2 separate regions of the Homo sapiens genome follow, and region 1 is linked to region 2. The links are chromatin loops, found by intact Hi-C in ENCODE. Cell type or tissue: heart right ventricle. All regions are shown on one strand. Each heading gives the region's core, and the rest is flanking DNA. Links, peaks and the distances in the headings are about the cores only.

What was found. Peaks named below come from ENCODE experiments on the same cell type or tissue, not always from the same donor. Only the 100,000 strongest peaks of a DNase experiment are listed, where the experiment ranks them.
Region 1: it touches region 2 in a loop (2.2-fold over the local background); 1 of 110 quality-filtered maps calls a loop at or near these places.

The regions. Positions count from the first base shown.
Region 1 is chr2:28,102,874-28,106,873 of GRCh38, forward strand. The region is part of intron 6 of BABAM2 (BRISC and BRCA1 A complex member 2); the gene reads left to right. Among named protein-coding and RNA genes, the nearest start is that of MIR4263, 110 kb to the left of the region's middle. In heart right ventricle, for the core only: no CTCF peak of the experiment used is centred there; no DNase peak of the experiment used is centred there; H3K27ac peaks cover 1,055 bases.
Region 2 is chr2:27,720,314-27,726,465 of GRCh38, forward strand. The region is part of intron 2 of LOC105374378 (a long non-coding RNA gene); the gene reads left to right. Among named protein-coding and RNA genes, the nearest start is that of LINC01460, 7.7 kb to the left of the region's middle. In heart right ventricle, for the core only: CTCF peaks have their summits at 3,155 (motif pointing right) and 3,356; a DNase peak (open chromatin) is centred at 3,194; H3K27ac peaks cover 3,697 bases.

The DNA.
Region 1 (4,000 bases), core at 1-4,000, 380 kb after region 2:
AACTGCATTGAGTTTTCTTATAAGTTCCTATGTTAAAATAATGATTTTATATAGGAATCATGTAATAAAATAATGATTTTACAAACTGAATTATGTCAGTTTGAGTAATCTATAAACGGCCTATAGTTTTTTGTTTTGTTTTATGAGGAGGGTTTCCTTTATCCTTTTCATAAAATGCTGAAAGTAATTATATGGTCCTGATGTGATATCTTTCATTTTAGAGTATTTGTTTTTTGGGAAAATTTACTCAATACTTGAACTTATTGAGTAAAAAAAAAAAAAAATTTACTCAGTAAGCTTCTCAAAGTTCTAGTAAGGCCTTATAGCCAGTGTTCCAGATGGATGAAGCAGAATTATGAAAGTGATATTCAACGTGTCCTACTTTGTATTGTGAGCTGAGTTGAGAGAATTCATTATTTACTTAGTATTTTTGTTTTGTTTTGTTTTGTTTTGTTTTTTAGACAGGTTCTTGATCCTGGCTCAGGCTGGAGTACAGTGGTGTGATCACATATCACTAGAGCCACAATCTCCTGGGTTCAATTGATCCTGCCATCTTAGCCTAGTAGCTGACACTATAGACACATGCCACCATGCTCGGCTAATTTTTGTATTTTTTGTGGAGATGGGGTTTTGCCATGTTGCCCAGGCTGGCCTCGAACTCCAGGGTTCAATCCATCCTCCCATCTCAGCCTCCCAAAGTGTTGGGATGACAGGCGTGAGCCACTGCACCTGGCATAAAGTGGTGTCTTATTATCCCCACTCTGTTTTTATCGAGGAGTCAGTTTCTTTTCAACCATCACTGAAGTGGGAAGAATAGTGTACTCCTCACAGAGATGAAAAGGTCCCATTGTTTCTCCAGAGAGCAACAGTCCCATTTCTGCTCTTTATGAGAGCTTCTTAGGTGATCTCTTCTACCAAGTGAGACATTAGAAATTTGGGAGTCAGCAGTTTAGTTGTCCAGAACTCCTAATAGTTCCTAGGTTGGCCTTTGGCTTTTCTTATCCAACATCAAATTATTCACAGATCGTACTGTTTATCTTTATACTCCTCCTATGTCATTTTTTCTTTCCAGTTTTAGCTAAGTGGTTATCATAAACTCAATAAACTCATTTTTTTAACCCTTATATTCTGAGGCACATTTGTAAATCTTTAGAATTGCTAATTAATTCAAGATGGATTAAAGACTTAAATGTTAGACCTAAAACCATAAAAACCCTGGAAGAAAACCTAGGCAATACCATTCAGGACATAGGCATGGGCAAGGACTTCATGACTAAAACACCAAAAGCAATGGCAACAAAAGCCAAAATTGACAAATGGGATCTAATTAAACTGAAGAGCTTCTGCACAGCAAAAGAAACTACCATCAGAGTGAACAGGCAACCTACAGAATGGGAGAAAATTTTTGCAATCTACTCTTTTGACAAAGGGCTAATATCCAGAATCTACAAAGAACTCAAATTTACAAGAAAAAAACAAACAACCCCATCAAAAAGTGGGCGAAGGATATGAACAGACACTTCTCAAAAGAAGACATTTATGCAGCCAAAAAACACATGAAAAAATGCTCACCATCACTGGCCATCAGAGAAATGTAAATCAAAACCACAATGAGATACCATCTCACGCCAGTTAGAATGGTGATCATTAAAAAGTCAGGAAACAACAGGTGCTGGAGAGGATGTGGAGAAATAGGAACACTTTTACACTGTTGGTGGGACTGTAAACTAGTTCAACCATTGTGGAAGACAGTGTGGCGATTCCTTAGGGATCTAGAACTAGAAATACCATTTGACCCAGCCATCCCATTACTGGGTATATACCCAAAGGATTATAAATCATGCTGCTATAAAGACACATGCACACGTATGTTTATTGTGGCACTATTCACAATAGCAAAGACTTGGAACCAACCCAAATGTCCATCAATGATAGACTGGATTAAGAAAATTTGGCACTTATACACCATGGAATACTGTGCAGCCATAAAAAATGATGAGTTCATGTCCTTTGTAGGGACATGGATGAAGCTGGAAACCGTCCTTCTCAGCAAACTATCACAAGGACAAAAAACCAAACACTGCATGTTCTCACTCATAGGTGGGAATTGAACAATGAGAACACTTGGACACAGGAAGGGGAACATCACACATCGGGGCCTGTTGTGGGGTGGGGGGATGGGGGAGGGATAGCATTAGGGGATATACCTAATGTAAATGACGAGTTAATGGGTGCAGCACACCAACATGGCACATGTATACATATGTAACAAACCTGCACATTGTGCGCATGTACCCTAGAACTTAAAGTATAATAAAACATAATAATAATAAAGTAAATTCAGTTTGTGATGTCAAAAAAAAAAGTATTGCTTTAGCATCTCTTCAATGAGGAAAAAGGTAGATTAAATAATGTCCCTGGACTTACCCACTGATGAAAACTAGTATGTGAGAGAGTCCTAGTAAGAGGGAAGAGGCAGAAGATACTGACTGTGGTATGAAGAAGAGAAGGCAGAAATACTTCTCTGAGAACTTGCCTCATTCATCTTTGTCTCTCCCACAATGAAGAGCGTGGTGCCATGGACCTAGGGAGCTACTGGATTGCAGTGGGAAAAGCACAGGCCATGAGTTGAAAAACTTAAGTTTTTTTTCTAGTGCTCTGTTTACTAGAGGAAGATCCTGAACATTTTGCTTAATCTCCTTGAGAAAAGTTCAAATCTTCAAAATAGAAATAATAACAGTATTTATCTTCAAGCGTTGTTGGCGATGTATGTTAAGGTACGATGCATAGCACCCAGACAGAAATAAGCCTTATTAAGCAATTTCAGTAAGAAGCATTGCTGACTTAGGTTTGACTACTTTGGGCCTCAAATCTTGACTCCAGGATCCAGTGGAGATTATTCCAGGTAGACTTCTTTGACCAAGCATGGTGAGATTCTTTAATTTGGGAAAAATAGTTATATTTGGGGGAATTATACATAATTTATCATGCAACTTAGTATAAATATGTACCATAAAACTTGAAAGCATGTGCAATGGGTTTCTAATTTAAAATTCCAGCTCCTGTCTTTTTTTTTTTTTGGTCCTCTTTTAATTCTTTCCTTTAAAAGAAAATTTCAAACGATCTCAAATTTATAATAGAAATGTAAGAACAATAAAAGCACTTTTAAAAAACCATTTGAGACTAAGTTGCTGGTGTGATGGCCTTCACCTCCAAATACTTTAGTATGTATTTCTTAGAAATAAAGGCATTCTCTTACATATTAATAATTGCAATATGGTAAAAAAAAAATCAGGAAATTAACATGGCATACTACTACCATCCAATTCTAAGATCCCATTCAAATTTCACTTATATTGTCCCAATGATTTCTTTGTAGCAGAAGAATTCAGTTTAGTTTTAAATCATTTATCATCATTGTTATTTTTTGTAAGAGATGAGGTGTTGCTGTAGCCCAGGCTGGTCTTGAACTCCTGAGCTCAAGCGCTCCTCCCACCTCAGCCTCCCCTGGCATGACCTACCATGCCTGGTTCAGAATTCAGTTTAGAATCATGTGTGATTTTAGTTGTTTCACTAGTGTGTAATAGTTCCTCAGTTTGTCCTTGACATTTACAACATTTTTGAAGATTATAGGCCAGTTATGTTATATAATTTCTCTCAATTTGGATTTGTCTGATGTTCACTCATGATTAGATCCATTTATGCATCTGTGGCAGGAATATCACAGAGGTGATGTTATATATTTTCATGCCTTCTCTCAAGTGGCAGAGGATATCTGTTTGACTCATTACTGTTGATGTGTTCACACTGATCACTTTAAAGGCAGTGTCTGTTGGGGTTTCCACTGTAAAGTTACTTTTTTCCCCTTTGTCATTGGTATTTTGGGAAGGTCCTTTGAAACCACCCAAATATCCTATTTTTTATCAAGCTTTCAATTTATTTAGCATGGACTCATTAATTTCTAGTTCATTTAATGGATTATAGTCAGTTACTGTCATTA
Region 2 (6,152 bases), core at 1,051-5,050:
TGACTCATTCACTGTATTGCTGTCTCCATCCTCTGGGCACATCCTCTGGACCATTTCTGCTCAGCCTCAAGTGGAGGAGGTGAGATTTGGGCCGGTACCTCCGGATGACTCACCTGGCTAAGCTGGAAGGAAGGGGCCGAAGCCCCACCATCCTGCACCCCCTTGTCACTACCCCTGTCTCCCTAGGGGTTCTCGTGCAGACACAGACTTCACAAGTAGGTTATGGCTGCTCCAGTAATGAATGACGCTCTCCATCCCAACCCAAAGCATTACCCCCCAATCACGCTTCCCGGCTCAAATGCCACAGTTTCCCCAGTCCCCTCACATGGTTGTCCCCTGTGCTTCTTGTGGGCCTCTGAGGTCAGCTGATAAGGAAGTTTACAAGGCTCTCCCAGACCATTGGTCATTTTATTCTTCTTCATCTCTTACAAACCTTTTTCAGTTTACAAAATAGTTTTACATCCCCTTTCTCATTTGATTCTCTCCCAGACCCTAGGAAGCCTGGTAGGAAGGCGAATATCCCCATTCTTCAGGGATGGACGTTGGAGCTCCACTAATCCTTTCACTAGTAAAGGAAAGGAAGTGAAGGGCATTGAGGGGACACGGAATGTTGGGAAGGGCAGGCTGGGCAGGGACAGTGGAACAGTGGGCTGGGGGCATTTAGTGGGACAGTGGGCTGGAGAATAGGGACAGCACTGGCCAGTTGGTGACATGACAAGAAATATGTCTGTATGAGAGCAGAAGACAGATAAGGTCTTTTGACTTTATCCCAAGACCAAGAGGAAGCCATGGAAGGGTCTTATGCAGTGGAACGCCATGGTCAGACTGGATTTTAGAAACCCACCCCTGGGTGTGATGTGGGCAGGGAACTGGGGCAGGGCAAGCTGGGGGCTGCCTCTGTTATTCAGAGAAGAGCTGGCAGAGTCCGCCTGTGGGCAGTGGTAGAGGGGGTGGGACAGGGACAGAAAGACTCCTGGGAGGGTGTCCAGTAGGCACATGAAAATAGGGGTCTGAGGCTGTTTCCCCTGAAGAAGTGGTGTATATTTATTCTACTGTAAAGGAGGACGGAGTGCTAAGTGGGTTGCCATCCACTTATAGATGTGACTGGAGCCAGGCAGTGGGTGAGATGACTCAGGGAAAAGGGAGGGTCACCAGGGATGCCAACCCTTAAGAGCCGAGCAAAGGCCAGTGCAGGCCCTGCCACAACACCCCGCGGGAAGGGCATTTGTAATGTGAAAGCACTTCGCCACCATGACCTCCTTTGATGCGGACAAGGCCCTGTGAAGGTGACAGGTGACTCACCTCACAGACACTCAAGGGTGAAATCTAAGGGGACTGCTGGCTTTTCCCTCTGCCGCGTTCCCTTTCCTCTTTCCACCCATGCTGGGCTGCTGGGGTCACCACCTGGCACCACCTGGAGCAGGAAGCGTCCTCTTGCGAGAGTGCCCAGAACCTCCAGTGGGGTGTGGCTGTGGGCTGTGGGAAGGGGCTGGGTCCCCCGAGCCCTTTTGGCCCTGGAGGGTCTGGAGGGTTTCCAGATAAAATATGAGATGTCCAGTTAAACTTGAATTTCAGATAAATTACAAATAATGTTTGGTATAAGTATATCTCAAATATTCCATGGGACATATTTATATTTTAAAAGTACTTGATGCTTATCTGAAATTCACATCTAAGTGGCATGTCTGTCTTGTATTTTTATTTGCTAAATTTGGCAACCCACAAGGGGTGCCTCACTACTCCTGCACACCAGGGCCTTGGGGATTTTCCTTTGTCTGAGACCACAGTGAGAAACAGCCTCTTACCCCACACTTGCCCTGGGTCCTTGTGTGGGGCTCAGGGTTGTGTGGGGAGACAAGCTCTGTCCCTGATGGCCTTCCAGCTTCTGTCTCAGCCCAGCAGACGTCTAACCTGAGTTTCTATGGCCTTCCACATGCCAATGGCTCCCCACCTGGACAGGTGAATAGCTGCTGCCTCTGATCATGTGACCCAAGAATGGAGGGGACCAGGGCTCCCCTTCTCTAGCCAGCAGCATCTGCCAGGGTGTCATGTCCAGGCCCTTTAGATAGCCCAGGAGCCTGCAGCCCTCAGTCAGCAAGAGCTTACCCAGGGCAGCCTGGGCTAAGGGGTATGGAGGAAAAGGCACCTGCTCTGCCTTGGGTCTAGGCAACGAAGGTGTGGATATTTGTTGTTTGTTCAGTGGCCTACTGTTAGGAAACAGTAGCCCCACAGCTTTGCAGAGCCTGACAAAGGCAAGAAACTGTCACATGTCTGCCCTCATTTGTAGTTTTTTCTTGTTGTTGCTGTTGTTTTGAGAAGGAGTCTCACTCTGTCACCCAGGCTGGAGTGCAGTGGCATGATCTCAGCTCACTGCAACCTCCACTTCCTGGGTTCAAATGATTCTCCTGCCTCAGCCTCCCAAATAGCTGGGATTACAGGTGTGCACCACCATGCCCGGCTAATTTTTGTATTTTTAGTAGAGATAGGGCTTCACCATGTTGGCCAGGCTGGTCTTGAACTCCTGGTCTCAAGTGATCTACCCACCTCAGCCTCTCAAAGTGCTGGGATTACAGGTCTGAGCCACCGTGCCCAGCTAATTTTTGTTTTATTATTATTATTATTATTATTTTGGAGATGGAGTCTCACTCTGTTGCCCAGACTGGAGTGCAGTGGCATGATCTTAGCCCCCTTCAACCTCTGCATCCCAGGTTCAAGTGATTCTCCTGCCTCAGCCTCCCAAGTAGCTGGGATTACAGGTGTCCGCCACCACGCCTGGCTAATTTTTGTATTTTGGTAGAGGCAGGGTTTCACCCTGTTGACCAGGCTGGTCTTGAACTCCTGACCTCAAGTGATCTGCCCGCCTCTGCCTCCCAAAGTGCTGAGATTACAGTTGTGAGCCACCACGTCCGGCCATCTGCCCTTATTTAATCCTCACCATATTGTTGTCAGGTGAACAGGGATGGCGTTTTCAGCTGTTTCCTACCCCCTTTATGATGAGTGAACTGAGGCTGAGAGAGGTGAAGCTTTGCTCGTAGTCACATATCCTAACCCATGTGAACGTTGGGGCTTCAACCCTAGCTCAGAGAAAAGTGATCAAGGATGCTGAACTCCAAGGAGCCCGGGAGTTGTGCTCCAGATGAAGTTCCTCCACTTTCACAGTAGGGGGCGAGCCTGAAGCTTTGCTTGAAGAACTGGGATGAAAAGTCCACAGTCCTGCCCTGGCCACAGGCAAAAGACAAGGCTGGCAGCTCCCACTGTGGCGCTGGGAGAGCTTCCTCTCTCTACTCCGGCCCACACATGGAGTGGGCTGTGGAGTCCTGATGAGAACCTGCTGGGGCAGCAGGTCAGGGCGCTGCACATACTCTGGGTGGGGAGGAAACCTGCAATAACCGAGAAGGCGGCTCCAGAAGCTCAGGGACCTCTCAGTTCCCCGGAGGGAACCAAGGCTTTAGTGCTGGGCACAGAGTGGGTCAGCCACACCAGAGTCTCTGTGAATGTTAAGCCAGACTTTGGAGAAGGGAGACACAGAGGTGGGTGTGGCAGAGACTGCAGATGTAAAGAGTTCTATGTGTTTATTCCACAAATATTTTCTGAGCATCCACTGTGTGCCAGACACTGTTGTAGACATCAGGGATACAGCAGTGAATAAAGCAAATATGTGCATACAGGTGTCTCATAGACAACTCGCTTGTGAGTCAGCTCATTTGTGAGTTGATTCTTTTGACCCCAGGCAATGTAATGCAAAATTCAGCCCCCTTAGCAGCTTCCAGAAAACGGTTTTTCCCCACCAAACATGGCAGGGCAGAGGGTTTTACTGAAGATTTACTGGGTCATAATGAGAGGCTGCAGTTGCTTCTCTTGTGCCACCCCCTCTGTGAATGTCAGGGTACATGACCCTTCTCCCAGCTCTCCTGACATGCAGCCAAGCTGGGGGCTCACCGCCCTCCCTCCACCTCCTGCACCCAGGCTCCCTGCCTGGCTAGCCTTTCTCCAGCAGTTTTCTCACAGACATTTAGTCTTGGGAGGGGAGGCTTTTGTCCCATTCCTGTGTCACTGTTTGGCCCTGAAGGACACAGCCTCTTTCCCCAGGGCCCCTCCTTTCTGAAATGGGGATGTTGTCCCTATGCCATTCCTACTTCTCAGAATTATTCCAGGGTGAGATGAGCTCATATCTGAGAAGGGTTACACTCAGAACTCTCTAGCACCTCGGGTCATGGCAACTGGAGACAGCATCTTGCTCTGAACCAGGCCCCAGCGTCCTACAGATGGGTGACCTGGTGTCATTATGGGAGTAAATATTGAGCTGCTCTCCTTTTATTTTGGATTGGGTATAATTTAGTACCCTGTTCTCACTCTTTTATTAATAAAATAAAACAATAAACACATACTACCATCAAAAGAACACTCACAGCCTGTGTTTATGTGTTTATGTTGTGTCTGTGTCTAAGAAGCTGCAACTGCTATGTCAATTTTTAACAAAATGAGTTTTCACTCAGTGCTGGGGGGTATGATAATTCAAAACAAAAAGGGAGGGCAGATTCTTCCACTGTGTCTTTTAGTTTTTGCTTTTTTACTCTTTTCCTTTTTCTTTCTTTTTTTTTTTTCTGTTAAAACAGAGACATTGGCCTAAGGCCTAGGCACAGAAACTAAGAGTGCCTGTGTTCACTCGGGAAAGATTCCACAGGGGAATCAGGCCCATGCCCCTCCCGTCTCCTGTTCCCAGGGGCTTTGTTTCCTGCTCTCCTCTGCCCTTTCTGAAAAGGACCCCACAGGTGATCTGAACCCCCTGAATATGGTGCCTGGGGAGAGGAATGTGGGCATGAGGAAAGTAAGGAATGAGGAGGAGAGGAGAAATAGAACAATAAGAGAGAATAATCAGCATAAACTTTGTGATCTCAGGGCCAGGGATGAGAGAAACAATGGTCATTTATACATTTTAATCATGAGTTCAGTCTTGTGGCTGAAAGTAACAGAAACAAAATTCTAATTAGCTTGAGCCCCAAAGATGAAGGTGTTGGCTTACATAAACTACTGTGGAGACAGGGATAAAACAAATGGCTTCAAGGAGTGGACATCCTTGGGACGTCCCCTCCCCTCAGGATGTTGATTTATCCACCTGCTCTCAAGGCTGTGAGGCTCTGTGTGCCCATCCTCACAGCCCCATGGCCAGAGAGGAAAGCACTCTTTCACACCAGCTCCGGCTAGAGGACAGCAAACAGCAGCATACCAGTGTGCAGTCGTCACAGTTCAAAAATGTTACACTTTGTTCTTTTCCAGTACTGATGAAGGAATGGAAAATGGAGACCCTAATGCTGTGATACACTATTGGAGGGAACATAAATTGTCCCAGTCCCTTTGGAGGGAAATTTGGCAGTATCTATTATAATTTGAAATGTGGTTACCATGGATCTCATGATGCCATGTCTCAAAATCCAGACCAGTAACTCTCATGTATGTGCACAAGGAAACACAGGCCAGGGTGTTATGTGAAGAATTATTTGTAATGCAAAATTAGGAATAACATAAGTGTCCATCTTTAAACCATGATATATTTTATACTCTGAAAACCTGGAAACTATTAAAAAGAATGAAGTATGTACTGACATAAACCCCTAAGACATCTTGGTAAATGAAAAATGTAATTTGCAGTATATAGATACAATATGGTATCACTCAAGCATAAACCAAAACCAAAACAAAACCTTGAAATAATAATATATATTTATATATGTTTATAACATATTTCTAAATATATGAAAATGCATAGAAAAGGTCTAGATTCACTAAATTACCTTGGTTATCTCTGGTGAAGCTAAGATTAGGTGTTGAGATTGAAGGAGACTGTCAGGTTTAAACTTTTTCAGTGATAACGTATTCAGGTATAATTTATGTATTTAAAATTAATTTTAAAACTTTTAAAGGAAAAAGCTATGGAAGGAAAGGCATTCTGATTTGTTCAACCCAGACCATATGACTCTTCCTAGACCAATCACTGTGGCCAAGGGGCTCCTAGGGTTCAGTGACTGGCCCAACCTGGGTTTCACACTCATTCCTGTGAACACTGGAGCAATACACAATAATTGGCACAATAATTGGCAGCTCCTTCCATAATTACAGCTGAATTGGTGAAGGAGGATTTCCCCCAAAGAAGG